5 separate regions of the Mus musculus genome follow, and all the other regions are linked to region 1. A link is a loop called in an ENCODE intact Hi-C map of the cell type or tissue named here. Cell type or tissue: left cerebral cortex. All regions are shown on one strand.

The links. A loop is a pair of places that touch in the nucleus more often than their neighbours do. Peaks named below come from ENCODE experiments on the same cell type or tissue, not always from the same donor. Only the 100,000 strongest peaks of a DNase experiment are listed, where the experiment ranks them.
Region 2: a loop joins it to region 1, with 2.1 times the contacts of the local background. A loop is called at or near these places in 6 of 42 quality-filtered maps.
Region 3: a loop joins it to region 1, with 4 times the contacts of the local background. A loop is called at or near these places in 4 of 42 quality-filtered maps.
Region 4: it touches region 1 in a loop (1.9-fold over the local background); 7 of 42 quality-filtered maps call a loop at or near these places.
Region 5: it touches region 1 in a loop (2.3-fold over the local background); 6 of 42 quality-filtered maps call a loop at or near these places.

The regions. Positions count from the first base shown.
Region 1 is chr5:113,487,959-113,492,958 of GRCm38, reverse strand. Wscd2 (WSC domain containing 2) reads right to left here and starts at 2,512. Exons shown (of 9, transcript NM_177292.3): 1 at 2,019-2,512. In left cerebral cortex, no CTCF peak of the experiment used is centred here; DNase peaks (open chromatin) are centred at 71, 165 and 2,325; H3K4me3 peaks cover 2,746 bases; H3K27ac peaks cover 2,402 bases.
Region 2 is chr5:113,577,623-113,582,622 of GRCm38, reverse strand. The region is part of intron 8 of Wscd2 (WSC domain containing 2); the gene reads right to left. Among named protein-coding and RNA genes, the nearest start is that of Gm42002, 23 kb to the left of the region's middle. In left cerebral cortex, a CTCF peak has its summit at 2,163; DNase peaks (open chromatin) are centred at 2,963, 3,289 and 4,924; H3K27ac peaks cover 522 bases.
Region 3 is chr5:113,722,382-113,727,381 of GRCm38, reverse strand. 1700069L16Rik (RIKEN cDNA 1700069L16 gene) reads left to right here and starts at 2,610. Exons shown (of 3, transcript NR_033216.1): 1 at 2,610-2,751; 2 at 3,517-3,682. In left cerebral cortex, CTCF peaks have their summits at 2,712 (motif pointing right) and 4,980 (motif pointing right); DNase peaks (open chromatin) are centred at 2,725 and 3,598.
Region 4 is chr5:113,545,941-113,550,940 of GRCm38, reverse strand. Wscd2 (WSC domain containing 2) reads right to left here. Exons shown (of 9, transcript NM_177292.3): 2 at 1-518. The coding sequence starts at 6. Among named protein-coding and RNA genes, the nearest start is that of Gm52822, 4.3 kb to the right of the region's middle. In left cerebral cortex, a CTCF peak has its summit at 2,469 (motif pointing right); DNase peaks (open chromatin) are centred at 2,423 and 2,753.
Region 5 is chr5:113,584,606-113,589,605 of GRCm38, reverse strand. Wscd2 (WSC domain containing 2) reads right to left here. Exons shown (of 9, transcript NM_177292.3): 9 at 1-1,813. The coding sequence ends at 1,461. Among named protein-coding and RNA genes, the nearest start is that of Gm42002, 16 kb to the left of the region's middle. In left cerebral cortex, a CTCF peak has its summit at 2,966 (motif pointing left); DNase peaks (open chromatin) are centred at 513, 2,983 and 3,830; H3K27ac peaks cover 1,141 bases.

The DNA.
Region 1 (5,000 bases):
AGTCTCTGATTATGCCCCGCCTCTACCACAGACCCAGAAAACACTTTTCTCCACAGCATTGGTTGTTCTTGCCGCCTGGAACAGCAGCCAGGCAGGCCCAGCCCTGAGGCAAACTGGATGCCTGACCCGGAACAGACAGAATGTCCCTGCTCTGGGTCCCTAGACAGCTGCAAAGTTGAAGCCATGGAGACAGCTTACCTCCATCTCCCGTTGTCATGACGATGCGGCAGCTGGGTGCATCCAGCCCTCCCAGACTGCCCTGGGCTCCCCACTGGGAGCAGCTGGTCCAGCAGCAGTTTTAAAGGGAAGCTGGGAGGGGCAGGGATTGCAGGTATCCTATGGATTGGAGAGACCTAAGACCCTGGCCCCAGATGAGGATCCTAGGGTTCAGGGAAAGCCTCCCTTAGGAAACAGTTCCCAGGATCCATGCATAAGATCTCCACATGGCCATCCCCATTGCTCCTGTACTCTGCCAGATTGTGATGGGTGCTTCTAGCATTATCTCAGTGAGTGCTCCCACATTATCTCATGAGTGCTCCCACATCATCTCATGAGTGCTCCCACATCATCTCATGAATGCTCCCATATCATCTCAGTGAGTGCTCACAGCACCATTCCACAGTAGGAACTACGAACTCTTACTTTACAGTGGGGGAGTGGCCAGGGGCCACTTAGATCTACTTTGAGACCTGAGTTCCTAAACACTAATGTGCAACACACACACACACACACACACACACACACACCCTAAGATTTTAAAAATCCCATCTGTCACATTGCTCAGGGCCACACAGTGGCCTGAATGGGGATCTCCGAGGATATGTGCCATCTCTTCACTCTTAGAAAAGTGGCCACTGTAGTCCAGAGAGGGTTAGTGGTTAGACATAGGATACGCAGCAAGTCAAAGGCAAGTGTGAAGCCAATTCTTGAATCAGAGCTGTGTTTTCCCCAAGATATCCACCACAGACCTTTGATACCCTGGAGGAGTGCATGGGTTTGGGCAGCCTGGGAAAGTGGCTTCTGGCCTCAGATCAGAGTCCTAAGCCAAGGCAGGAAGTCTTTATATCTCACCTAACAGCTCAAGAACTCAAGAACCCCCAGCACGACTGCTCCCCAAAGGCAGAGACACCCAGCTCCATCCAGTAGAAGGCTGACCCATGGCCAAGGGATCACTTCCAAACACCGCTCTTGGCCAAGGCAGAAGAGAGCATCCACTATGTCTCTACCGGACTTCAAGCCTACCAAAGACCAACCAGTATGCCCCCTGACTCCCAGCCCTCCCGGCAGGAATGGAGGACAGTGATGTCTTCCATGTGGACACAGGACTGGCCTTTTGGAAGTGTGCTTTCACTAGGGAGAAAGGGATTATAGCCAGCAGTGCTCTAGGTTGGGACAGCCTCAGGGACTCAGAGTGGGCAGCCACGGGCTGGGCAAGAGGTCACCAGGAGCCCTGGTCCCCTCAGGCCCCTTCCCTGCGGCTTGCTCCTCTCATTGAGGGGTGCAGGCAGCTCTCTCTGATTTTTTAAAGCTTTCTTTCTCCCCCTAAAGGGGCAGCCCCTCTGGAATCTCAAGGAGTGGGCTGTGCCTGTGGGGGCCTGGAAAGGAGTTGAGGGTCTCCTGGAAGGGCACTTGGGCCTGCTGGCATTTGAACGGGGGGGGGCGGGAGAGGGGCAAGTGGCTTTCTCCTACCATATGCCCCCCCCAAGGACCCACAGAAGCCAGTCTGCAAAGTGGGCTTCGCAGAGCCCACGCTGCGGGGCCCTGGCTACCGCTTGGTTCCCCAGTGCAGGCACCACCCCAAGGCCAGCTCACAGGCACCGCTCACCCCTTCTCCCCAGGCTGGAAGCTGGCCCGGCAGCGGAGTGCGAGAGTGTGATCCAAGGCCCCCCGCTGCTCCGGCAGCCCCAGGGATGTCCCCACACGCGTCCGCGGCCAGAGGAAAGTTTGTCATCTCCCCGGAGCCGACTGTCACCTCTCTGCAGCTTTGGGCTCACTGGGGACCCGTGGCTGCTGCTTACCTGGGGGAAGCGCCGAGCTCTCTGTGCCTGGTAGGGCGCAGCGAGGAGCAGGAAGCCGGGAGCCTGGAGCCTGGAGCGCAGAGAGTGGTGCGCGGAGCCAGGGCTGGGACTGAGCGAGGCTGAGGCCGGGGGTATGAGGCTGGGGCTGCGCGGGCGCCCGTACTCCCGGCCCTGCTGGAGCAGTCTGCAGCCCGAGCTCCAGAGCTCCCGCGCCCGCCGCCTCCCCGCAGCCCGGCCCGACCGCCCGCGCTTAACTCCTTGCGTCCCGGCCTCCCGCCGCGCCCGCCGCAGGCCTGGGATCCGGGCTGTGCAGTGTGCTGAGCCCCGCTCCTGGGCTGCGGCGAAATGCACCGAGACGGGGTGAAGGGCCGGCGCCTGGCTTGAGCGTGGTGCGGGCTGGCTGCCGCTGCTTGGAGACTTGGCCAGGAGCCCGCCCGGCAGGCAGCTCAAAGAAATCCAACAAAGGACAGTTTTGTTGATGGGTGTTCAGCGTGTTGTTTTAACAGGCTCTGAGTTTTGCCTGTGTGGCTTCTGGGCTGTCACACTCCCTCTCTGAGCTTGCTGGAATTCCGGCTGTGTGTCTCCGGCTCCTGGATGACTTCCACTGAGGGTCCCTGAAGGGGATCAGAAGCATCAGACAAGAGTGGAACACAGGGGCTTCTGGTTTGCAGATCTAGCTTGGCTCCGGTTAGGTCCAAGGGCGACTGGAAAAATCTAGGCGTAAATATTTTTATTTTATTTTATTTATTTACTCCCCCCCAACACCCCCCCCCACCCCCCAGACAGGGTTTCTCTATGTAGGTCTGGCTGTCCTGGAACTCTACATCATTAGAGCACACTGGCTTCGAACTCATAAAGGTCCACCTGCCTCTGCCTCTCAAGTGCTGAGCTTAAAGGTGTGAGACACTACGTCTGGCTTAGGTGTAAATATTGTGTGTGTGTGTATGTATGTGTGTGTGTGGTGTGCATGGACACCTGTGCCCACATGTATGAACTCGTGTGTCACCGTGCCTTGCGTGAAGTCAGAGAACCACCTCAGGTGTCAGTCTTTATTCTCTACCTTGCTTGAGATGGTGGCTCCTCCATCTGTGTTTGCAGATGATCGTTCGAGGGTCCTGGACTCTCTCCCCTCCCCTTCGCATGTCTTAGGGCCACTGGAGTTACAGGGTGAGCTCTTGTTTATGTGGCTACCAGGGATTTGAACTCAGGCCCTCAAGCTTACAGAACAAGTGTTGTATCTGCTGAGCCACCTCCCCAGTCCGAGATCTTGGTTTTCGTGTTTTTTTTGAATGCCGACTGTTGAGCTAAATGGAATGGGGTTCAAGTGTCCTCTCCCCTTAACTGTTTTCTGTCGGTATGGCTCTGACCAAGCTGCCTTGGTTTCCCTACATGAACAGGAGCAGCTCAGACCTTCTAGGCTGGCCATATGAGGGTTGTGGGCTGCCACACAGTATCCATATCTACCTCAGAGAAAATGGGCTTCGGGCTTGGTCGGGGGAGTGAGTTTGAGCCTAGCAGGGAGCTGTGTATAAAGATGCGGACTTAAGTTTGTACCCTGAGTATGAAATCTCTCAGTCTTCCCCAACTCATCTATTGGTATTGCCTGGAATACAAATCTCCTGCCCATTTTGCATTGGTTGTTTGATAATTCTTACCTTCCAGTTGCTTCAACAAAACAGCCAGCAAAAACAGCTGAGGAAGAGGTTTCCTTTGGCTTCCATGTCCTTCAGGGAGGGGAAGCCACAGTTGGGGAGCAGAGGCGAATGAGGTGCTCCGCTTGAGGACTCTAGCCCATGGGACGACACCAACCACGTTCAGGATCTGTTTCCCTTCTCTGTGTGCTGGCTGGTTTTCTGTCAACTTGACACAAGCCAGAGTCATCAGAGAAGGAGGAGCCTCAGTTGAGAAAACGCCTACATAAGACCCGGCTTTGGGCGAACCTGTAGACCATTTTCTTAATTAGTGATTCATGCAGGAGGGCCCCACCCATTGTGGGTGGGGCCATCCCTGGGCTGGTGGTCCTGGGTTCTATAAGAAAGCAGGCTGAGCAAGCCAGTAAGCAGCACCTCTCCATGGCCTCTGCATCAGCTCCTGCCTCCAGGTTCCTGCCCTGCTTGAGTTCCTGCCCTGACTTCCTCCAGTGCTTGGGATGTGGAAGGATAAGTCAAATGAGCCCTTTCCTCCCCAACTTGCTTTTGGTCATAGTGTTTGATCACAGCCATTATACCCACTAAGACACTCAGTTAAAAGTCTCTCCCAGTTCCCTCACAGACAGCCAGGGTGACAGCCTAGGTGACTCTTTATCTAGCTACGCAGACAATGAAGATGAGCCATGGCAGAGTCCCGACTCCAGAGCTAGCTGAGCACTGTGGACTGAGTTGCTTAACCTCTCTGGTCCCAGCTGCTCCATCAGCAAATAGCAAAAGCAAGGCAGGGGAACTGCTTAAGGCTGACGGGTCTCCTCAATTATTCTTGTTTTCCTTCTGCATGTGTCTCTTAGCAGCCAGGAGTCCCACATTACTGGTCTTCGCAAAAGACAACTGGCTGTGCAAACTGAACAGGGGCTGTGGGGTTCGCAGACCACAGACCCATCAATGTGGGAAGGAAGGAACAGAGCCTGTTTTTTTGAACCTCACCGCTGAGGGCTGGCTGTGCTGTTGTCCCGTCCCATTCCCACTGTGACCTGGGCGTGGGGCCTCAGACCAAAGTCAGCTGCTAGAGTGAAGAGACCCAAGCAACTCCTCGCCTTTGAAAGGGCTCAGAAAAATCAAATGGTGATGCCAGAGAGTTTCTCAGTGGAAGATCAGACAACACCTCCAGGCTACGTCCACAGACCGAGACACAGCCCATGCGTCTCTGTCATTTGAGGCACGGCTTCTAAAAATAGAATTTGCTCTAATTTTGGGAGTAGCTAAGGCCGAAGGAAAGAATGTGCAAGACTGGAGAGGGACATGTCCAGCAGTGAGTTAACTCCCTTTGATG
Region 2 (5,000 bases), 90 kb before region 1:
TAATTAGATATTTAATGGAATTATTAGACTCTTTTTAATTAAAAAGATTCATAAAGTCATGAATGCTAAGCTCTGTTGTACTCTGGACGTCTTATACTTTTGATGCCTGGAAAAGACCAATAAAAGGAAATGCTTTTTCCATTAGTGACAACCAAAACCAAAATTTACCCAAAAGCAAAACACTTCAAGATACTTGTCAGAGTGGCTTAAATCTCTAACAAATATTTCATTTAAATTTAGTCAGTGTCCTTTACCTGGATTTTAACTATTGGATCTTAAAGATTCCATATGTCCTATGGTTTACATTATAGCTTCCTGAACTTCCTTTTAAAATTACCTCATTAAAATTGTTTTCTAAGTTTTATAATAATCATAAGATCAAAATATATCACAAAAGGATTTTTAAAATGTATATGGTTATAATGAGGTTAAAATAATATTGAAGCTACAAAACTTAAGGTCAATTCAATACCCTGAGATAAATTTGATGCTTTTTTTAAGTATCGATTTGTTCTTAATAATTTTTACAAAAAAAAAACAAAAAACAAAAAACACTTAAAACAACAACAACAACAAATCCTTTGTTTATCCTTTGACTAAATGGACATTTAAACCTGGGATTAAATGTTCCCCAATTGAACAAAGCCTTTGTGTTTTGAATAGTCAGTCATTGCTTTAGTCATTTAAAAATTATTTAGAGAGTTATGTCTATCTGGAATGTTCCTGCTAAATTCAATAATGGTTGTAAGACTTTTTGGTGAACATTTACATTTGTTTATTCAATTTGGACTATTAGTTAATGAATAACACATAGTATTGTAAAATACTTTTAAATGGGATAACTAAATTTAAAGTTACAGAGCCTTCCTCAAAGGATAAACTAGATGATTTCATAAACAGAAAGAAAGAAAGAAAGAAAGGAAGGAAGAAAGAAAAAGAAAGGAAGGAAGGAAAGAAGAAAGAAAGAAAAAGGAAGGCACCACATCAAAGACTCTATTCTGATTAAAAGATTAGGTTATATCTAAGTACTTCCAACATATTCCCAAACTATACTATGAAAATTTTATAAAACATATATAAAATAGATTTTGTTTTCAGGACAGGGTTTCGCTGTGTAGCCCTGGCTAGCTTAGAACTCGCTCTGTAGACCAGGCTGGCCTCACACTCGAGATCCCCCTGCCTTGACTCCTCAGTCCTGGGATTAAAGGCATGTGCCACCATGCCCAGCCTTATAAAATAGGTTTGTGGTATGTATAATTTATGTAACTTATTCATACCATAGGTCTATGATTTCCATTAGTATATTAATTATAAAGGTGTATTGCTGGATTGTGATTGTATTTTCACTATATAGATGCAGGCAGGAGTTAACTCTACTCAGTCTCCACAGGTATCTATCACTACTTTGCCATCATTTAACAGAATGGGAAACTGAGGCATAGAATAAACAAGGGGCTTTTTAAGATCACTTAGAATGAGAGGCAGAGCAGGATCTGGGAGGTCTGGCTGGCTGCGCCAAGTGGGACTTTTACTACCAAGGTATTGTAAGCAAGGTCAGCTCACAGGGAATGGTGGGCTGTAAACAGGGCGTGGCTGAGCTCACATTGGCCTGAGCCCTGCAGTTGTTCAATACTCGTGGCTGTTGTCCTCACTGATTGAGCTTTCTCAAGTATGACGTCATCACCCCTGGCGGGGGGCGGGGGGGGGGGTCACACAGGCTTCCTTTGGGCTCCCCAGGCCTCATTCTTCCTGATCACAGGGCGAGCCATTACTGTGTGGTCACCCTGCTTACGCATCTGTCTCCACCGCACCCTGAGCCCCTGGGGGTGGGGTTAGGATTGTTGTTAAGTCTCTTGTTGTGGTCTCTCTACTCAAACTGTCATGGACTGTCTCTTCTTGGGGGTGCTCATCAGCCATCTTGCTATGTGATAGAAAGTCACCTGACTGGGAGGGTGCCTTAGATAGGTTACATGGCATGAACTTAGGGGTAGTTGTAGAGCCGATCTCAGGGAGAGCTGCTGAGGCTCAGGTGGGAGAGAAGCTGGGAGGCGGCCAAAGGTGGGCACGGGATGCTGCAAACAGCCTCAACGCAGTGGAGAGCTGGAGAATTCCAAGAGGCAGCACACTGGGGGCTTAAATGGCAGAGGGTGCAGTTCTCCTCAGTCCCTCTAGAGGGAGCAGCGCATAAGAGACCGGTGAGTCTCTCCAGCTTGGTTGGGGGACCTTACAAGCCTCCTCAATCCTATCCCCTTGCTAGGCGACAGATCCTTACCAACCACCCCATTGGAAACTACCGTATGTTCATCACCAGGAGGGAAACTGAGGCCCAGACAGGTAAAGTGAACAGGTCCCACAGCAGGGAAACACCATCCAGTCCACCTTGTCTTACACTCTGGCCCTGATTCTCTCCTGCCACGACCAGCCTTATCCCTGGCTCCTTCCCACAGCCTGATACCCAGCAGGAGCTGGGGGTGGGGGGATTCGCTGCTGAACTAAATTGAAATTTCCAACAGCTAAATTGCACCGTGATGAAGGGCTGCTGTTCCTGACAGAACACATCGGAGCTGTCCTTAGACGCCCCTCCCAGTCCCCTCCTGAAATCCCGCGGCTGCTTGAGAAATATTTATGCTGACGACAGGTTATTTTTTATTCTTCAAATAGATTATTTACAAGGCAGCTGACTAATTGGGCCCGTACTGTTATAATGGGTTAGGACCAGATGTATCTGGGAGATTAGGGAAAGTTTAAGCATACACAGGGGCTCCTTCCCTCTCCGTCAGCCTGTCCCTAGTTCTGATCACCTCCTGGTATCCTCGGTGACTCAGGACAGCTACTACCATCCAAGAAGAACCCCTAGGTGAGGTCACCTAGCACCCCACAGATCTAGACTTCAGGTGAGGCCATATGTAACCCTCTTGAAGACATTTGCCTGGTGTGTCAAGATGAGCGTCTGATCCTATCGCCTGCAGCTCTTGTTCTAGGGGGGCTGTCTATAGATGACTCTGCAGTCAGGTGCCCAGGGCTGGAGACCCTGTTCTTCTCCACCTGCACTGGGTGATCTTGTTGGTGCTATTTGCTCTCTTTGGGTTTCTGTGTACTGATTTGCAAACAGGCAGCCTTGATATCTTAGGATGATAAGCTTTGCAAAGATCCTGAGGAAGTACCAGGTGCAGAAGAGTAACTGCTGCTTAGGACAATCCCTGCTGATGGCAGCTCCCAGCTTTTCCTGAGACTCCCCACATGTGCCTTCCTGCTGGCCTGAGTTCCCCACAAAAGCATAGCAGCTCCCTTAGCTGTCCCGAGCTCTCCCATACCAGATGCGCGCCCACACTATTCCAACCCCCACCTCTCAAAGCTCCTAAAGGACTCCATTGCAAAGGAGAACAGAAACAAAAAGCCCTCTGCTAGCTCAGGGCTCCTGGTAATAATTGGTCAGCACCCACAAATCTGGAAACAAAGGTACCCTGAGGAGCCGCAGGGTGCACCTGTCTGTGCACAGCCTGGCGGTCTTCACTCCAGCTTCTTGTCGTCAGGAGGAACCAGGCCCTGATTAATGGTTTCTTGGTGCCAGTTCCCCACGGAGTCATTAAACACAGGATCTGTTTCATTAAACAGATCCAGGACAATTCACCTTGTGTAATCATATCACATAAAATTTCGCCTCCGTCCTGCTCCAGAGGGGCTGTAAAATTAACGTTATAGAACGAAAGTCATGGGGGGTGGGGAGGCTTATCTCTTGGCTCTGATCAGGAGAGGACAGGACCACAGGGACTGGACACACTCGGTGGCTACGTAGCCTCTGCTTCTCCCAGGTCAGGGTGTCCCAAGGCAGGTCTCAAAACCTGTGAGAGCATTGGAGCCCCTGAGGAATCTGGTTGGACACAGACCCTCAAGTTTCCCAGATGACACTGCCGCAGCTGGTCCCCAGCCACATATGAGCAGTAAGGGTTTCAGGCAGTGAAGTGTGTGTGTGTGTGTGTGTGTGTGTGCGCGCGCACATATGTGTAGTCTGGAGTGGAGCCTGATGATTTACATTGCTAATGAGCCCCCCTGTTGTTCTGGTGCCTAGGGTGTCAAGGAGAGGAATGGGTGGGTGGGGTGGAGAATGGGGGCCCTGTTCTGGGGAGAGCGCTCTTGACCTGAGAGGGGTTTCTGGGGCTAATATAGCCCCAGTATGAGATGAACGTGGACTGATCCTCTACTCGCCCTCTGTTGGTTTTGAGTTGGCTCAATGCCCTGACTTGGTGTTGGTCTAGGGGTTCAGGGGTCTTAAATAAGGAAACAGGCTAGCAAGGTGGCTGTTGGGAAAGTATACTCTTGGGGACGTGGAGGCTGGTGTGGGGGTATCGATCAGTGCTTGGGTTGGGATCCTAGCTCAGCAGACCTGGGGTGCGTACCAAGCCTATATACCCTGCCACAAGAACAGTTCTTCCCTAGTTCCTTGAGGGTTTGACAGAGAGAGGGGTTGCTCAGAGACCAGTTGATAACCCCTCCTCCCCTTCTCTCAGTCCCCAGGAAGCCTGGGAAGATGAGAGCTGGCTAGCTTGACTGCTGTGTATCCTGTGACCTTAGTGGTCTTTGTCCGGTTCCTCGTTAGTAAAGAGAGAACCAGGGTTCGGCTCAGACCCAGATGGGTTTGAATTCCGTGTTCCAGCCCCTGTCTGCTCATTGACACAAGCCTGCCTCTTCACCTAGCATAGGGCCCTGCTTGCTGTGACACCAGCGGATCCACTGGTCTCTCTGAATGCAGCAGGTTCATTACAGTGATAACTGGTCACACAGCCGTAGGCTCACACAATCACATAGGCTGGGGCTAGACACAGACCGTGCCATACCCAGGAGAGGACCCACAAACATGGTAATCCATGCCAGCTGGGTTCGACTAGCAGTGCCTCGTGGCAATCCATGCCAGCTGGGTTCGACTAGCAGTGCCTCTGTCACTGTAGCAAGAACCATAGCTGCTGGGAAGAGGGTGAACTACCCAGGCTTTTGCACCCCAC
Region 3 (5,000 bases), 230 kb before region 1:
TGAAGCTGCCTGAGACTCCTCCTTCTCAGAAGGCTTGCGAGTGCGGTCCTGAAGCTCAGAAGAGCCTTGGAAGACAGGAGAGGGCGGGTCAGTGCCTTTCCCCCAGATGATGGTTCTGAGATGTCCGTATGGACTCTAAAGATTCCAGTCATCAGTCCGGTGTGAAAGCAGATACCTATAACCGGAGTGGTGGGAGGTTTGCCTCCAGTTAAGGGCAAGCCTGGAGGAGTTGGAGGAGGCAGGGAGATGGGTTGGTCTGATCAACATACATTGTATACATTTGTGAAATCATCAAAGACTTGTGTCTGCTCTCTAAACAAACTCGTCTCTAACTGAATAGTGTTTGGCCATTAGTTTACCATAAGAGAGGCTGGGGTTTCTTGTTTTCTGTTTTTCCTCCCTGGGTTAGGTGGCTAGGGATGTAGCACAGGCTAGGAATGTGAGTGTGGGAGTTGGGTATTGCTCTGAGGTGGGCTGGCCGCATTCATGCCCTGTACTTTACCACCCCCTGCCTGGATCTGGCATGACACGTGGCATGTTTTGTCCAATGACGCTTGCCAGCACCCTGTCAACAGAGACACGGGTATTTCCCCTTGCTCTTTTGGTACCCATGCTATCCTCACAGAAACATGCCTAGGGCATCTGGAGAGCATCCCAGAGCAGCCCTCCAGGGGAGACGCAAGAGACACCCACAGGGAGAGAGGAGGAAGAAAGACTGGCTGTCCCAACTGAGGTCGCCAGATACCAACCAGAAAGACTGGAAACTGTGTGGGTGAATCCAGCTGGGGCCAGAAGAATTCCAGCCAGCCTTCAGACTCAGGGAGGCAGCCACAGAAAGAAGAGTTTTCAGCCACTGAATTTTCCCAGCACTTGTTACACAGCAGTATTGTGGCAACCGGTACCTGCTACATTTGTATCCTGCAGAGACTGCCTTCCTCCTTCCAACCAATGTTTATTGAGCAGTTACTATGTACCTGGGTTACAGCAGTGTGTAAACCTAGACATAGTTTCTACCCTTAATTTTTTCTAGCACTGCCCTTGGTACCATCAGGCATCTAGAGAGACAGAAGTTCAGTAAGAGGAGACTAGTTTCGGGGTCCCACGCACTACGGGCAGATCTGAGAAGGTCTCCACAGACCGCTTCATGAGGATTTCTCTGCTTCCCTTGTTAACTGGTCCCTCTGCCACTGTGGGAGTCACCTCCGGTAGAAGCAGCTTCCTTCCCCGTGATGGGGATCCGTCCATGGTGACGTGTGTCCTCAGGCTGGCCTTGAGTCACTTACGGAGAGTGAACAATTCTCGGTGTGTTTTTTTTGTAAGGCGAGAGGATTTATGTATTGCTAAGTTTGATGTATTGTTATAAATTATGCTTTGGTTTCAGGCCTGTTTAAAAAAAAAAGTTCAGTGTTTCTTTGAGTTCTGGGAAACATGCTGTAAATAATTTGGTGCTTCTTGGCCAGCAGTTCCTCTCGTAATATAAAGTCGTGTCGGCATCTATATCTTCTTATATCTTAAAAATACCTATTTCCTCTCCTTTCTCACAGCAGGGGTGGGGAGGGGAGAAGAAGCGAATGGCATTTTCTGGGTTCTCCCGGGTCTTGGAGGAATCTGTCTGTGTCCTCCAGGCCTGTCTTTCTGCTCCCGGCTGCCTACCTGACTGAGGTGACCTGCGACCTCAGCATTCAACCCGGTGCACTCCCACGCCCTCTTCCCCTTCAGTGTCCATTCTGAGGACACTTGTTTGTGGCACACTGCTGTGACGAGCCATGAAAGGGAAGTGAGCAACCCTGCGTCAAAGGTGGTGGGCAGCTCTCCCGAGGCTCCCCGTCAGCTTGTCCTCTGGCAAAGTGCTTCTGTCTACGGAGCTGCCTCACCTACCACCTAAGTCCTTACCTTAAAAAAAAAAAAAAAAAAGCAACAAGCTCTAAAGAATTAAAACATATGTTTGAGATCATAACGTAGTTATACCATTTCCCCTTCCATTTGCTCCCATGTCCCCACCTCTTCCTTTTGAGTTCATGGTCTTTTTTTAAAAAACATTTATTTATTTACTTTATGTATGTGAGTACACTGTAGCTGTACAGATGGTTGTGAACCTTCATGTGGTTGTTGGGAATTGAATTTTAGGACCTCTGCTTGTTCCAGTCAACTCTGCTTGCTCAGGCCCAAAGATTTATTTATTATTATACATAAGTACATTCACTGTAGCTGTCTTCAGACACACCAGAAGAGGTCATCAGATCTCATTAGGGGTGGTTGTGAGCCACCATGTGGTTGCTGGGATTTGAACTCAGGACCTTCGGAAGAACAGTCGGTGCTCTTAACCGTTGAGCCATCTCACCAGTCCCCGTTCATGGTCTTTTTAATTATTATATACTCCTAAATACACAAACACAGCCTGCTCTGTCTGTACAATGTTACCCGTACACAACACAGTCAACTTAAAAAGCCCTTAAAAGAGTCTCAATGACTGTTAATGAGTGGCACCTGTTCGACACATCGATGACGACATCTTGAGATAGGGTTTTCTGGAGAGCCACTGAGAAAACTGTGCAGTGCTCTGGCGCCCGATTTAGAATGTTTGTCCTCAGGCCTAACTGTCGATTGCCGAGGCTGCCTCCTGGTTAGGCTGGGAGTTGTTTGGGTGAGCAGTGGCTGGGCCCTGCTCTTCGGCTAGCTCCCAGGTGGGCGCCTCCGCGGATGACTTTTATCGACCAGCAGGTGGCGCTGTTGACAGGCAAATTGGCTCCTGTGAGTACCGAGTTGGAACCCTCCCTGGTTGGATTTGTCGCTAACTGGCTGGTGAGCTGTTGACCTGTCCAGAAGTAGGCAATTGTGTGCCTTAAAGGATATATCTTGTCCATAATCCACGGATAAGTCGATTCTGCTCCTGATTCCCCCACCCCCACCCCCCCGGTTCCCTACTAGTAAGAGCTCTGTCAGGTCCATCCCTGCAGTAACTTTCTTTCTGCATCCAAAGGCCGGGCAGGTCATACAGCTGGTTCTGGGTTAGGACTCAGACCCTTGCTGAAGGATACTGTAGAACACGTTCCCTCTCTCACAGGCTACAGCCGCTGCCCATGGAGGTGGTGACTGAATCGTGCCAGTGGGGAGTCGGAGCAGATGCAGTCCGAGTTGAATGTATGCAGTATGAGCCTTGGTGGTCCATCAGTGAGGGACTTGGGGGACCGTTTGTTAGAGCACCCTAACCTGACCTGCCTGTTCAAGACAGGGTGTGTGAGAGCAGGTGTTGATGAAAGAAAAGAATCCGGGATATCTCAGACAAGGCTGGTTCATCACTGTGAGAGAGGATGGGATCGGGCTAGGGTGGGGGAGGGGCAAACGTCGGATTCAGCTGTGTGGGGGAGTGCAAGGTCAAGGTGATCCCTCTAAAGGCGACTGGAGAACAACCCCAGGCTAAGGGTTGCTGGAGGTTGCCCTTTAAAGACTATCACAGTTTGATGTTGGAGAATGAATTCTATCTATTCAACTCTCACACAACGGGTCTCTTTCCAGGGTACAAGGGAAGCCAAGGCTTTCTGCTGGCAATGCTGGCTATAACAGACCTGGCCACATGGCGCTCAGCTGGCCCCACAGCAGGTGGAACTTCCCTTCTCCTGCTCCAGGGCCCAGCATCTCAGCAGGAGACAGATTGCATCAGCTGTCCCCAGACTGGCAAGAGGTAAAACTGGATCCTTCCTCCTAGATTTGCAGAGTGGTCCAGGCTCAGTAGAAAGGGTTCTTTGGAAGCCTGTTAGATGGGTCAGCCAGGGGAAGTCTCTCTCCTTGGGGGAACCTCAGGAAGGGGGCAGCCATGCAGGCTAACACACGGTTCTCAGAGCCTTGCAGGTAGAACCCAGAACAGGAGCGCCAAGGACGGGCGATAGAGGCAAACTTAGCTTTCTTTGCAGAACATAGGAGCCTGGCAAAAGCGTCAATTTCTCTCTCACAGCGTCATTTCTCTCTCTCTCTCTTTCTGTTTTTTTGAGACAGGGTTTCTCTGTGTAGCCCTGGCTGTCCTGGAACTCACTCTGTAGACCAGGCTGGCCTGGAGAACTCAGAAATCCACCTGCCTCTGCCTCCTGAGCGCTGGCCATTTACATTTCAGTTCACTGAAATTAATTATAATGAAAATTTAAATACAATGGAAAAAAAATCAGTCCCTCAGTTGCATGAACCACATTTTCAAAGTTCAGTGGCTCTGTGTGGCCGATGGTCACCTGGCGGGGTATGGGGGACAGCACACAGAGTGTCACCACCATCATTGTAGGTTTTGTTCCAAAATCTGAGGCAGGGATGCTTTCAAGTAAAGTTGCGGGGGTGGGAGGAGGGTCTTTCCCAGCCTGACCTTTAGGGGCCTGGTGCATGTCCCCTTGTCCCAGCAAGGAAGTTCAGGATCACCATTATACTGTAGCTGCGCTGCCTTTTGAGTCTCTCTCAATCTGGAACATTCCTCAGACTCTCTTTGACCCTCCCCTCCCCACGCCCCACCCCCCACCCTCATGACCTGGACTAGACACTGTTTTGGCTTTTGAGTCAGCGTCCTGTGTGTTCCAGGCTGGCCTTGGCCTTGAGCCCAGTGTAGCTGAGGATGCCCTGACCCTCCCGCCTCCATCTGAGTCCTGGGGTTACAGGCATGTGCCACTGTACCATTTGACCTGGACGGTTCTGAAGAGAACAGGCAGTCACTTCATGGGCCACCCCGTGTGTGTGTGTGCGTGTGTGTGTGTGTGTGTGTGTGTTGTTGTTGTTGTTGTTTCTGTGTGATTAGGTCCAGGCTGTGCATTTTTTATGGGAATGGCAGGAGAGAGAGGTCTTGTCCTCTTGAAACTTTTATTCTCTATGAAAGGGAAGTGCTTTTAAAGATTTATGAGTATGTGTGCATGCCTGCACGCACGTGTGTGTGTGTGTGTGTGTGTGTGTGTGTGTGTGTGGTGTACTGTATGCATGCAGTACCCACAGTGGCCAGCAGAGGCCGGATCTATTCCATACTCTCCCTT
Region 4 (5,000 bases), 58 kb before region 1:
GGCCATAGCAGGATCATTCCGGACTTGCTCACTTGGGGCTGGCTGGGTGGATGGCTGGGAAGGGGCGTGGAGGGCGTGGCTTCTTGGGACTTCTCAAGAATGAAACCGCAAGGGCTTGACGCTCTCTGATCCCTCCACAGAGACACTGTAGCAGGAAATCAAGCCAGGCACCTAGCTGAGTCCAGAGGTGACAAGGACAAAGGTTGCTGGAATCCCAAGGTCAAGGTGAGCTGCTTGGGGTCAAGAAAGGGGACTTACAGGACGCAGTCTCCATTCCTCACATTTTGTTCCTCACCCAGAGTGTGGCTAAAGAACTCTAGTGACAAGGACTGGCGGCTGCAAAGTCACTCTGACCCCTTCTTAGCCCCTTGGGCTGTTGAGTCTGATTAGCTCACGGAGAGAGCTCTGATGCTGGCCTCTTCTCTATCTCTAACAGGTGGCCAAGCTGTATGCCACCTTCTGTGGACATGTGCTGAAAGGACTCCATCTGGTCAAGCTTCAGGCCACCGGGCTACCACCTGTAAAACAGTGGAAACAGGCATGAGCCCCCCTCCCCCCGCCCCCAAGCCCGGAATGGAAAGAGGTCCTGTGCAACCTCAAGGGGGTGTGCGGAGGCCCCGAGAGGGCTGGAAGCTCTTGGAGAGCTGGGCTGTGTGGCCTCCAGGAGTGCATAACCCCGCCTCCACTCTCTGCCTCACTGGAACTGGGGCGCTTCAATCACTGTGCTGGAGTCTGGGGTTTGTATAGAATGGGCACACATCCTCCCATGGGTCTCCACATATCTCACATGGCCTAGAACACCTAATACAATCTCAGTGCTCAGGAGTACTTAAAAAGTAATAGCAAAAAAGAACTTTAATGTGCATTCAGTATGGACCCAGTGGGTGCTTGTGTGTGTGTGTGTGTGTCTGGTATGTATGTGTTTGTATGTGTCCGTGTGTATGTATTAGTGTCTGGTATGTATGTGTGTGCCTGTATGTGTCTGTTTATGTATTTGTGTTTCTCTAGCATGTATGTGTGTATATGTATGTATGAGTTGGTATGTATGTATGTGTTTATGTGTATGGATGTTTGTATGTATGAGTTTGTGTTCATGTATGTATATATGTATGTATGTCTCTTTCTGTGTCTGTCTGTCTGTGTGTGTTATGAGTATGTATCTGTGTGTGTCTCTGGTATGTATGTGTGTGTGTATGTATGTATGTATGTATGTGTGTGTCTCTGTGTGTGTGTGTGTGTGTGTGCATGTGTGTGTTATAGCCAGAGTTCAATGTTGAGTAACTTTGTCAGTTACTCCCGTTGTGTTTTGAGACAGGGTCTTTTCAATAAGACTGGAAGCTAGTTTGGCAACACTGGCTGACCAGTGAGCTCCGTGCATCCTCCTGCCTCTGCCCTTCCACTGCTGAGTTCAAGTCCCCATGTTTGCATGGTCAATTCTTCACCCAACTGAGCCATGTCCCCAGCCCCATGCTTTCCCCCTCATGGTTGATTGAATCTGTATGTAGAAGCCACCAGCAGGGCAGAAGCCCCAGCTGCTTGCCCCTCCCTTGTATACAAACTTTTATCAAACATGCATAGATACGTGGGTTCCCCTAAGGCCAAAGAAAACCTTGAGACTTCACTGAGCCCAAATTCATTCCTATGACTCCCCTAAGGAGACCAGCTGTGTTCCAGCTATAGCTGAGATGCTGAGATAAGACATACCTCCCCGGGGCTTGTGTTCTAAGGCAGAAATCAAATCTACGGGCCATCATCTCTGCCTGAGTGGGAGATGGGAAGGGAGAGAAGCAGGCTTAGTAAACAATACATCCGTGTGACCAGCATTGGCTGTGGGCTTGCAGGTGGCCAGCTCTGGGCTGAGCGTCCTCTATAGAATATAATCTCATTTATTCTCTAGTATCTTACAGGTGAGGGAAGGGAGGGCTTCCAGGATGAGTGGGGTAGCACTGCAATTTAAAACCACAGGGTGTTTGTTTGTTTGTTTGTTTGTTTTTAGAGAGGGTTCCATGTAGCCCAGGCTAGATTCAAACTTGCTCTCTAGCTGAGGCTATCCCTGTACTCTCGTTCTTCCTGCTTTTACCTCCCAAATGCTGGGATTACAGGTAAGTGACATCTTGCTTGGCCAAACCACAGCTCTTTACCTTTTTTGACCCCGTCTCTCCACAAACACTCTGGACACTGCTTTGACAATTCAGAGATAGCCTCAAAGCAAGAGCCCGTATCTTTCTATCGACTGCTGCCACTTCCCCTGGTCAGGGCTTTCTGAGAGGGCCTGATGGTTAGGAACTCAGATTTTCCTGGGAGGTGTTGAAACGTTTTGATTTTCCACAGCTACATCTCTGCTGTCACACGGTGGCCTTGGAGAGGGCTCATGAGTAAGAAAAGTCGATTACCCCACTCTGGGCCATCTGCCAGAAGGGAGGCCTGGATGTGGGTTGACTATTGGGTAATGCTGTTTCATATAGCCACCAGCAGGGGGCGACAGGATGCTCTCAGCCAATCACGGGAGACCCAGTTGTCCATTACCAGTGGAAGTGGGGGCTCTGGGACGGCCTTTCAAGCCACATAGCAGCTCGGGAGTTTCACTGAGGTTCTGGGTGGTGTCTGCCACCACACTCCTTGGGACTCAGCACTTACTACACCAACCACCTCCTAGGCATGTGGAATTGATACTTGAGCACGGCACAAAAATCCACGCATATCTGCCACCAAGCATCCATCTGTCTGTCTATCTGACACCTTCACCCTCTACACACCCATTAGTTTGTCCACCCAACCATCCACCCTTTTATCCATCTGCCAGTCTGTCATCTTCCTTCAGGACACCTACCCACTCATCCATCCTTCTATCCAAACTGTGACAGACCATCTGTCCATCTGGCCTTCCTGAAAGTTGTCCATTGATCTCCATGTGCCTGCTGCGGCATAATCCTATGGATGTCCCCGTGTGCGCGTGTGCACACACATGCGTGCACACACACAAATAGATAGATAATAAATTTAACTTAGAGGGACACAAGACTATGTAATCTATGGTCTGCCTTTAGGGAACCAAGGAGGAAAACATACATAGCTGCTGTATCGGCTACACAATGACAAAGCCCAGGGTGGGAGTATGTATCTCATGATACAGAACAGCAATTCACATTAATAATGTTTAATAAGCACTTACACACATCACTCCATGTGTAAGTATGTAAGTATGCACACATACTCACATGCACATTCACACATGTGCACACTTATACACATGGACATTCACATTACATGTACACTTATATATATGCAATACATGCTCACATATGCACACTCACACTCATACCATGCATGTTCAAACTCATGTGCATTCATAAACTTACATATATACTCATGCACATTCACACTTGCACACTCATGTTCATACTTACATGCACATTCATATATACACATGTACATACTCACACATGCACACATTCCCACACATGCACACCCATACACATGCATGCTCACACTCACATGCACATTTATAGACACAGGTACACTCACATACTCACAATATGCATATTCATACGTTCGCATTCACACACTCACACAACACACACCTTCATACATGTACACACATGCACATTCATACACATGCACACTCACACTCTGATTTGATTCTCACAGTGAATTCTGTGAGGTTCTGCATTGTCTTTTGGAGCTAAGTATTGAGTGTCAGAGCGATTGATGAACTCATTCTGAGACCCACAGCTGGTAAGTGGAAGGAGGCTGTGAGGACCCCAGGACCTCAGACATATACTCCTATCCTTCATCTGCCTCTTGCCTTGGGATCATAACTCCAAGCACACAATAGAGAGGAGCCCTTGAGCCCTTGCACTGAGGTCCCACATTTGGGTTTTACCAAGTCAGGAGGTCTGAGGATTCTGCTGAGTCCTGGGGAATGGGAACCTGTAGCAGTGGACACTCCATAGCTGCCTGGGGAGAGAGATCAAAGAGGGCTTCCCCAGTTAGCAGCCTTTGATCCAGCCCTGGGGGAAGTAGATATCCTCTAGGTAGATGAGAGTTGAGGAAAAGCCAGGTCAGGAGGCAGAGAATGGTGGGTGGAGCCAGACACAGGAGTCCTTCCCACCTTGGTCCTGCTAGGGGCAGAGAACATGTGTGCATGGGTGTGAGTATGCATGTGTGAGTATGTATATGTGTGTGTATGAATGTGCCTGGGTGTGTGAACATGCATGGGTGTGAGTGTGCATGTGTATGTGTGAATGTGTGAGTGTGAACATGCATGTGTATGAGTTCGTGTGATTGTGAATGTGTGAGCATGTGTATGACTGTGCATGAGTATGCATGTGCAAGCATGTATGTGTGTGTATCCAAATGTGCATGACTTTGAACATGCATGTGTATGAGTGTGCATGAGTGTGAGTGTGCATGTGTGAGTATGTATGTAAATATGAATGTGCATGTGAGTGTGAACATGCATGTGAATGAGTGTGAGTATGCATGTGTGTGAGTGTGTATGTGTGGGTTTCACAATCACCACATTTTAGCCCCTCCCCCCCTTTTGAGGTAGTGTCTCATGTAACCCAGGCTGCCTCAATCTCACCTTGTAGCCAAAGATGACCTCAAACTCCCAATCTTCCTGCCTCCTCTTCTCAAATGCTGGTTTATAGGTATGCATTACACCTGTTTAAAGAGTGCAGGAGGCTAACACAGGACTGCCTGCATGCTAGGAGCTGCCCCTCCAACCAAACTGTATCCCCAGCACCATAGGAAGATCATCTTAAAGCTGGCGCCTCATGGGCACCCACACCCTTTACACCTATGTGCCATAAAGAGAGGAAGCCAGGAGTCACTCTTGGTACTCTGAGGGATCCCCTCACTCTGCAGACCACAGATCTTTAGGGCAGAGCATGGCCCTAGCCAGTAGCCCACCTGGGTTCAGCCTGACTGGAGAGAGACACCAATTTCTACCAGCCTCAACTCTCCTCCACTCCCTGATTACACTATTGAAAGGACTG
Region 5 (5,000 bases), 97 kb before region 1:
CTCTCAGAGAGCTTAGACCTCCAAGCAGGAGGGGAGGCTAGGCCCTCTACTGCCCAGTGAAAAGAAAACTAGAAATTAGTCTGGGGCGGGGGAAACACCATACAAAATACATTCAGAGCCCCCTTGGCTGAGCCCTGGGGTGGTCCAAACCCTCCAGATGAGGGCGTTGGGAAGGGAAGCCAGTCCTTTTTTGTGTGGCCAGTGTCCAAGGGGCAGAATGTCTTGGTCATATTCCTCTTAAAAAAATATATCTCTCTTTTCACGAATCTTCTCCAGGGTTCCTTGGCTAGGTGGGAAGGAGTGTTCATTTGCCCCGCCCCCCCACCCCCCAGGCTGCGGGGGTGGAGGTGGGGGAGGGGCTGCTCCGGTCAAAAGAGCAAGGGGCTGTGACTATGGCTTTTGCGTTTATGTAATGGGAACGGTGAAGGGCTGGAGGGGAAGCCAGAGGGATCCAAGGTGGGGGAGACGGGGATCCTGGATGCATGCTTCCTAAAACGTGATCAGTGACTTGAGTCAGAAATCCTTTGGTGTCTAAGCGTCTTCGAGAAAGAGCAGCGGCATAATGGGAATGGAAAGCCATTCTTAGTGGGGACTCTGAGGAGTCCCCAGTTGGGGCTGGCCCTGTCGGGTTGCAAGCAAGGGAAGGGAGGCTGATGGCTTAGAGGGTAGGGGACAGTTTTGGGTGTGGCTCTCTCTGAGTTGGAGCACTTTTGTTCCCTGCCCTGGGGTAGTGGAAGGACTCCCTGGTTAAGGGATCAATCCAGGCAGTGTAAGATAGCCAGTTCAGGTCCCACCCTGCAATGTTGGGTCCTCTGGGCTTCCGTATGTGGCACATGGCCAACCTGTTGGGTTGGTTTTTGGTACCTAAGGGACTTTGGAAGAAGGATCAAGAACCCCAACGTCACCCTCATCCCCAAGACACGACAGCACGAGCAGACAAGACAGGGTTGCTGTCCTGGAGGGGGGGCAACACCCGGCTTGGGCCTCTTATGTGCTTTAGCCTGGGGCGGTTCCCACTGTAATGCCAGAGCACCAGTCTCCATGGTCCTCAGAAGTGAGACGCCCAAGGCCACGGAGACAGGTCCCAGCCAGCTGTCTGTCACACAGAGGTGGCCTGAGAGAGATCAGAAAGCTGGTGCCTGCTCAGGGGAAGAGGCAGGGGCCCACACAGTCAGAAGAGGGTCATTGCTTGCAAAATGTCCATCAGCTGCCACAGCCAGACCCTCCCAACCTCTGCCAGATAGCCTCTCCCTTCTCCCACCACCAATAGCAGGGTCTGGGATACTCCAAACCAGGCAGCCTACTCTCCAGGGAAAGGTGTCTAGATATCTCCTCCTCCTGAGGCCTCAGAGGGGCCTTTCTGAAGGCAGGCAGAAGCCTGGGGCTGTCTTTGTGCCAGAGGGAAGCCAGCTCTTTGAAGCCAAGGGGCACCGGATGCTGGGTCCCTCCCTGGCTGCCCATCATCTTGGGCCATAGGCATCAGGCACCCCAGTGAGGTTGCGGCTACGTAGTGCCGTGTCCACCATTCGGATGTAGGCGGCAATGGTCCTGCGCATCTCGGCTGTGTAAGGGTCATACTCCAGCTTGCGCAGCCCCGAGCGCTTGAAGTTGCCGTCCTTCTGGCTCTCCACGCACAGCAGCCGATCCTCCCTGACCGCCACGCCCAGCAGGCTGACCATGCGGCCCAGCTGCGTAAACAAGTCCTGCTTCAGGTCCTCGAAGTGCACCACCAGGACGGTCTTGCCAAACTTGAGCCAGTCCAGCGTGTGCGTGGCCCACCACGGGGCATAGTTCCTCACGAACTCGGGCCACTCTGCGGAGAGAGCAGAGCGTCAGCCCGCCACTAGATAGATGGGCAGATGACAAACCTTCCGGACGCCTGAAACCCACGTGTGCTTTTTTGGGTAACACACCCCTGGCTGGTGCCTGGTTTACTACAGGCACAGCCCTACCTATACACAGAACCACAGCCTGAAAACAGATACCACCAAACTGCGGAGGCACAGAGATGCTGGGTTATACAGGAAGGGCTGGGAGCAGAGAGCACTCGCTTGCCAAGATTGCTGGAAGCTCTGGGTTTGGACCCCAAGAAGCTGTATGGGTAGAGACTGTAGTTCTGTGGGGGAGGTTGGAATGTTGCAGATCCAAGGACTAATTAGCTTACCTTGGGCTAGGCCTAGACCTCTGGAACACCTAGGTAGTGACAATTTTGGTTTCTTTAGGAATATAAGAATTTGCTTTTGCTTTAATCCCAGGTGTGGGTAGGGGCCGCTTCAGACTGTCCACAGCAGCTGTCTTATGATTTGCCTTGTGCCCTAGCAGGCAGATCATTTTGCCAGCTGCAGATGGTTTCTGCAATTGTGTGACACCGGGGATTCCGGGGACTTTTCAGAGGGTAGATAAATGCTTGAGCTTAGAGTGGGGAGAGTTGTTGGTTGTGGTTTGTTGAGTAGTTGTACATAAAAGAAGAGAAAGAAAAAATAATACATAAAAATAAATAAAAAGGAGAAAGAAAAAATAAAAAGGGGAAAGAAAAAATAAAAAGGAGAAAGAAGAAAAATTTGGATTCTAATGGCAAAGATCTAGGAGCCCTAAGAAATTTGACACACGTAATCGGTAGGAACTAGTCTAACCATAATAATATTCCTTTTTCCTTTCCTCTCTTGTCTTTTTTTCTTCTTCTTTCTGGTGTTAGGGGTTGAAAGGGTGGAAGAAAAGAGGGGAGAAGGGTGGAAGAAAACAGAACCCACACTGTAGCAAAGACTGTCTGCACAGCTCACTCTTGCAAATCTGTCTGTTGGAACTAACACCCCCCCTACTAGTAGAAACCTTTTGGAATCTATTAACAGACAAGACATGGGCTGGCGAGGTGGCTCAGCGGGTAAGAGCACTGACTGCTCTTCTGTAGGTCCCAATCCCAGCAACCACTTGGTGGCTCACAACCACCTGTAATGAGATCTGATGCCCTCTTCTGGTGCATCTGAAGATAGCTACAGTAATAATAATCTTTGGGCCAGAGTGAGCAGGAACTGAGCGAGCAGGGCCGACCAGAGTGAGCAGAGGTTCTAAATTCAATTCCCAACAACCACGTGAAGGCTCACAACCATCTGTACAGCTACAGTGCACCCACATACATAAAAATAAGTAATTAAATCTTTAAAACAAACAAACAAGACAGCTAGCTTCTACCAGCCCAAGGCTAAGAATATCATCAGCCAGCACCTTGGGCTGAAAGGAAATAAAACTTGAGACCTGTGATTCATGTAATGTATGTCAAATAGCCCAAAGAGTTGTTTGTGAGCTTTGAAACCTGGGGCTGAGAACACAGCAGAACAGACCAGGACATGCCTGGGCAGGCCCGTCACCTCCCTAGCTCTCACCCCTCTGACCTAAGTTAAATGTTAACAGGCTGCTGATGTTTAAATGGACCAATCATGTGAAACCGCGCCAATTCCTCCCCCAGCCCCACTCCTTTTCTATAAAAACCCCTAGCTTTCAAACCTGGTCGAATCCACTGTCTCCTGTTATGTGAGATATGTTTCGACCCTCCTCGTGTTGTTACATCAAGGTGTTGTGTTCTATTCATGATTCTTGGGTGCACGCCGAATCGGGAGTTGAATGGGGGTTTCCCCACTAGGTTCTTTCAGGGCTTATAGAAAGGCTTTCCCTGTCTTGTGGTATCCGCCTCTTTTAAACTGCCTGGGTTCGTTGACTGTTTTGTCAAACTACAAACACCTCATGAGCCTGCTTCCCAGTTGGAACACAGAATCTGGAGTAACCTATATCCGCGTTTCTGGGCCACGGTCACTCACTGGCTTCAGAATAAGCTCTCTCACATTCCCTTTAAGATGAGAGCTATGGTTTTTATGTCATCAGATATGCTGACATGTTAGGTTCCAAAAAAACGACCCACTTTCCACCAGAGGAATCGCCTGGATCCATTGAGCCCTGGCTGTCTGGTTTTGTTTCCTCAGCCGGGTGGTTGGTTGGTTGCTGAGTTGTGTCTGCCATTTGTGGACAGCCTATTTGTCTGTTCTGAGCTGGTTACAGATCAAGCTTTGGGAGGTATCTCTTTTTGTCTGCTTTCAAAGTATTTGTTTTAAAGTATCTGCTCTGAGCGCTTGATTGAAAGCCTGTTGGAAAGGTTTTGGTCTAACCTTTGGCTTGGTTTGGCTTGCTTGCGCCCAGAACTCTAAAGACATTTTAGATTCGGCTGTTTAGCTTGTTTTCCGATATTTCATTTGCCTGTGAAACTCTGATGGGATTTTGGTTTTTGTTTTGTCTTGGTTCTCCTTGTCTTTGAAATGTTTTGGTTTGTTAATTTTTGGCCTTTGTTTCCCAACTCCTCCTCAAAGGGTTAATTCTGCTTTTATTTTTCTGCTACTTCTCCTGTGACCTTTAGCTTAGGAGTTTTATGATCATCTGATGTTACAGCCCCTGGAGACAAGAGGCAACTGTTCCCTCTTATCCCACCCCACCCCACCCCAAAGTGTGCTGGAGTCAGGGGGAACACCTCACTACGTGCAGTGGGGGAAACTCAACAAACATGTTCCATTCTTTTTGTTAGGGTGTATTTTGTTTTTGTTTTGAGACACAGTTTCTCTGTGTAGCCCTGGCTGTCCTGAAACTTGCTCTGTAGACAGCTGGCTTCAAACTCGGAGAACAGCCTGTCTCTGCTAGGATGTTGGCTCTTTGGGAAAGATACATAGGAAGGTTTGTTCACTGCCTTCATGTTTGTGTAAACATGTAGGACAGCCACAGAGCCAGTGGGATAAAACTGACCCAAAACACACACTCCCTAGTTAAAGTAGACATGTGATTTTTCAAGAGAAAACAGAGAGGGAGAGGGGGTGGGGTGGGAGTGGGGGAGGGGGCTGGGGGGTCGGAACCAGGCCTCCAGAAAGGAGGAAGTGCCTGCAGATAAATGGCCATCTGGTCCTCTAACCGGCTCTATGGCTTGGTGAGTGATAATTGCTGACTAACTTGCAAGTGTTTGTGTG